Regions from separate parts of the Mus musculus genome. Here region 1 is linked to region 2. A link is a loop called in an ENCODE intact Hi-C map of the cell type or tissue named here. Cell type or tissue: heart. All regions are shown on one strand.

Region 1 (2,500 bases), 170 kb before region 2:
CTCTCCCTTTTCCACTTTCCCTCTTTCTCCAATCACTTCTGGCTGGCCTCCTCCTCCTCCCCCCCCCTTCTCAACCCCCTTTTCCATGTCTTAAGTAAACTGTATTCTACACTATGCCCCTTGTATGGCTGGTACCTCGGGGGAAGGGATGCCTCAGCATGGGCCCACCAAGGAGCCCCGCCCACCATGCCAAGCTCTTCTAACCATATAAAACACAACAGATACAGCAGCACCACATGGGGATTCTCTGCAGGAGAAAAACAAGTTTCTGAGAGAAAGAGATCTCCACAATCATTCTTAGGGAGGTTTTCCTGGCTGATTAATGGGAACAGGGAGCTGAGAATGTGCCTGCACTGACCCCAAAGACTACATGATTTCAGGCCAGCCAGGATTGCTGTAGAGAGGAACAAGAGAAGGACTAAAGTGTCATTGAGGTTGAAGGATAGGGGTAGTAGAAGATTGGGAACATGGATTTAGCCCTGACTGTACTGAAGACCTCAGGGAAGACTTCAGCATGAGGGAAGCACTGGGAAAAGCACAGGAGGAAGAGGACTTCTCATTAGAGCAAGTCGGTGGAAGGACAGAAAGTTACACAGATAGCTACAGTCAGGCAAGAGGGATGTTGAGGGCTGAGCAAGGCAGGGGAGCACAGACCAAACAGAGGGTGTCCCAGGAGCTCTGCCAAAGGTCAGTAGAGGTCAGTGTAATGGATACTGAGACACAGACTGCTCCAACCAACACTTCAGCGCAAACACCTAGGGCATGATGCGATTGTGAGAGCCATTATTGACTACATAATCAGGAACTGACTCAGACGGACCTTCACCTATCTGTTTTATCGCAGTGTGTTACCTCATTTTATCCCCAAAGCCACTAGCAGACAAGAAAGCACTTCTTCTAGCCCTTTGGGTTAAGATCAAATGTAAAGACAAAAATCAAATTCCAAAGCAGGGGCTGGAGCAGAAAGTTCTGTGCTTAAAAACACTGGCTGCTTTCTCAGAGGACATGGGTTCAATTCCCAGGAGTTGCACACAAGCTCAGAGTGCCTGTAACTCCTATTTCAGGGACGCTGACTCCCCCTTCTGGCCTCCTAAGGGGTTAGACAACAAGCTTGCACACCCATTTACATATAAATAAATAAATAAATAAATAAATAAGTAAATAAATAAGATATAATAAGAAAGGAAGGCAGGCAGACACTCCTCACATTATTTAAAAACAGAAAGACAAATCATAGTAAAGTTTAAATTTGTTCAAAATATTTAATACCTGGTGTAGTTGGGATACTAATACCAGCACTTGGTTGTTGGGGGCAGAATATTCACACTATGTAGTAAGAGTCTGAGGCCAGCCTGGCCTACTTGGGACCCCTATTAAAGCAGCAACAAAAAAGATCTCTGTCAGTTCTAGAGTTGCAAACAGAACTTGTGTCTTTTACATTTCAAGCCAGGATGTGTTTCCTGCCCTCACTCCTGGGGCCTTCCTTCCCTCTCCCCATCCCCCCTACTTTCTTCTTTATAGGGTAGCTTCTTAGGAGCCAGAACCAACAGTAGATCTTAAAAATGAGGTAGGTTGAAACACCCATGATTCCTGACAAACAGAAGGGAAACCTGTCATTACGTGCCAGGGAAGGAGAGTTGGTCCTGATCATTTGAGATCTATAGCAGCTGAAGTTATCCCCTCCACCCAACCCCCACTTCCATCCTGCTCCACCCACAACCTTTTCTTGGTATCCCACAAAGAAGGTAGCTCTGAATGAGAGAGTAAAGAAGAAATTTATAACCTCGCAAGACCCTCTAAAACAGAGCCTCACAGGAAACACACCTACCCTGATCCTACAGCAAGCCAACCTGCATTTGTTATAACCTACACACTTTTCAGATTTGCAATCAATCCCCTTGCATTTCTTTCCAACTAGAACCTTTACCTGTTGCTCTTCCACTGTTTTGCTGGCTGCATCTGTTCCCCTTAATCATCAGAGCCTCATTTTCTGATGTCTCTCCACCAATGTCATTCAACTTTACCTGATCTGTTTCCAGCATACACAGGTGTCAGCATAAGGGTTCTAGGAGTTAGGAGCGCACTCTCACTTGTGTCTGCGTACGTGTGTATGTGTGTGTGTGTGTGTGTGTGTGTGTGTGTGCGTGCGTGCGTGCGTGCGTGCGTGCGTGCGTGCGTGCGTGCGTGCGTGCGTGCGTGCGTGCGTGCGTGCGTGCGTGCGTGCGTGCGTGCGTGCGTGCGTGCGTGTGTACAGGAGTAGAGTCACCAGAAATTTAGGAGCCAGTCTGCACTCTCCTTCAGAGATAAGGGATTGAACTCTGAACAGGAACAATGGAATACTCTAGCTCCTGCCCTAAACTGCAGCTCCAGCCACTCCCTACCCATAGGGGAAGCAGCCCAACCTTGTAAAAAGACTCTGATGAATAATTAAGTCACCATTTACAAGAAACTCTAATCTTAGTGCAGTTCAAGGTAAAGACAGACTGCAGCCCTGGACAGC
Region 2 (2,500 bases):
CCCTGTCCTCATTGATAAATCCGCATTCCCAATTCTACAGACATTAGAGAGAAAAGGAAAAAAACACACAAAGGAAAAGTGGTCCTGACAACGAGAAGAATAATAAATATATAGTTGTCATAAAGAATAAGAATTGGAAATCAGGCTCCCACTCTCTTGCTTCACTGAGCCGATCTCATGGCGCTTCAGTTTCTGTATCTGAAAGCTGGGAGAAGATTATGGATCATAAGTGGCTGTGATATCTCTGGGGCGAGGAACTCCATGCTTGCTGTGTGGTATTCAGCAAATATCCACCTGTGTGCTGAATTCAAACTTGTGATATACGTATGTTCCCCTCAGAACTGTCATTGGTCTTTTCAGAAGAGTCCCTGTGCTCACTCCCTGAGGCTCAGGGAGGTGTGTTGGGAGTGACAACCATAGTTTGAAAACTTCACTCATCTTGAATGTGTATCTTTTCATAACTGGGAAACATCGTGAGCTGCAACCTCCTATGGTCTATTGACAAAATAATTGGCTCAAGCTCAGAGCATTCTTAGGATTGTTCCTTGCCTTCTTCACCATCATGATTTCAGTCTTATTATGCAACTCTGAAGGTCAAACATGTTACTGGGGATGCGATCTCACAGCACTCAGATGATGGGTAACAGTAAGGACATTTAACTCTTATTAGATTTGTATGTTTTCTTCATCACAAAGTCCCATACTTGGACTGGGGATTTGACTCACTTGGTAGAATGCTTGCTGCCCCAAGCCCTTGGTTCTGTTGCCAGCAGCACACAAACCAGGCATGCAATCCTAGCACTTAGAAGGTTCAAACAGGAGGATCAGAAGTTCAAGGTCATCGGTAGCCACTTAGTGGATTCAGGCCAGAGAGATAAACAAAAAATCCCAGGACTGCTATTCATGAGCAAGTAACAAAACTTCTCCAGCCCCAGGCTTTGAACTTTAGGAAAGGTTCAACAATGGAAGCACCAACCATGAGGTGGATTAAGCATATAAAATCCTTACTGTGTGTCCGAGGCTCGGTGTCTAGCTATTCTGGCCACTGCAGTGAAAATAAACCTAAGTACAAATTCTGCTTTTGTGATTACTGTCCCCAAGATCCAGATACATAAAAGGTTTTGGACTCCTCTTTCTCATCTGTAGAAGAGAAAATGATACTCCTATAGATTATAAAGAGTGGAAAAGACTGAAAAAAAACACAGGAATAACTCCTTTGTTTCAAGAGGATTCCTACAGAACATATTCTGTAGACCCCGAGTTACTCACCCTCAGGATTATGCCCCATATAACTGTTTTAGCCAACCAGTGAGACCTGTAAGCCCCGCACTCAGAAGGACGAGGCAACTTGAATCTGAGTTCCACGACAACCCGAGCAGCGCAGTGAGACGCTATCTCTGGAACCCAACCAACCAAGCGGCCCCTCCAGCAGGAAGTGAGTTCAGATGAGGCTAAGCCGTTTTCCCCCAACACCAGCAGAGCCCTGGGTTCCCTTATCTTGACAGCCATGTGTGTGTGAAGGAGGTCAGTTCGCACTTGCGCCTGCCTGTCAGCTATTCTTCAAGCTTCCAAAGTTTGGCTGCAGGTTGTAAAATCATATTAAGTTCTGGCAGTTTAAGAAGCGTGCCCGGAAAAATAACCAGAGCAGGAAGGAGAAGAGAAGTATTTGAAGGGCGCAGATGGATTTTGCAGCTGGGGAAGGGAACATTAGCATTAGCGAAATGTCTGTGGTGGAGCCCAGGTTTCCTTCACACAAAGGTCACATCCCTTCACTGTGAAGAGAATCATGTTGAAGGTATGATGTTGCCGTTGCACTTTATCGTTCCCCATCCTGAAAGGTTTTCATCTTGGCAGCCTTTTCCCCTCTACTAATCCAATTCTCCTTGGAAAATGTCACTCCGCTTGAATTTTCATAGCTCTTCCCCTCACTTGGGCACCTGGGAGTTCCGGATCAGAGCTGCGAAGCCCACGAGAGGAGGAGACGCATTTCATTATTGTGGGCGCCGGATGAGTTAAGCTATAAAGAAATGCCAGGCAGTTTCTTTTCTGACTTTTTCCCCTTGGTCTGTTTTTCTACATCAGGCTGTCTCTATTGTATAGGCTAGATGGTCAGCGGAAAGTGCAGCTGCCCTCTCACGGGGGAGTGACAAGATGAGACACACATAGGGACTGTCAGCTGACCCTAAATACCATTCTAAGGAAAGAACGGGATTGGCCATGGAAGAAGAAACCTCTTCCGGAGCTTCACACCACACCAAGCTCTGCACAAAAGGGGGAGTTAGACAAACTGCTTAAAGTCAGTGGGCAGTGAAAAGAAGCTGGAAGCGAGCAGACCCAGACCTCATTGTCTCTCACATGTACCCAGTACCACAACCCCACAGAACATTTCTGTGGGCATGGCACCCTGGAAGAAGAAAACTTGACTTAAAATGTAGTCGATTTGGTTATTTTGTGGCATTAGGGATCTGGAGCTCCATCCCACAAGATCTCCATATAAGCA

Evidence for each region. Peaks named below come from ENCODE experiments on the same cell type or tissue, not always from the same donor. Only the 100,000 strongest peaks of a DNase experiment are listed, where the experiment ranks them.
Region 1: it touches region 2 in a loop (2.5-fold over the local background); 6 of 42 quality-filtered maps call a loop at or near these places.

Annotation. Positions count from the first base shown.
Region 1 is chr12:16,013,379-16,015,878 of GRCm38, forward strand. It overlaps Gm36235 (a long non-coding RNA gene), which reads right to left and starts at 2,148. Exons shown (of 8, transcript XR_872507.1): 1 at 2,025-2,148. In heart, a CTCF peak has its summit at 1,085 (motif pointing left); no DNase peak of the experiment used is centred here; H3K27ac peaks cover 1,326 bases.
Region 2 is chr12:16,184,132-16,186,631 of GRCm38, forward strand. No RefSeq gene overlaps it. Among named protein-coding and RNA genes, the nearest start is that of Gm48606, 47 kb to the right of the region's middle. In heart, no CTCF peak of the experiment used is centred here; DNase peaks (open chromatin) are centred at 1,470 and 2,180; H3K4me3 peaks cover 1,244 bases; H3K27ac peaks cover 2,060 bases.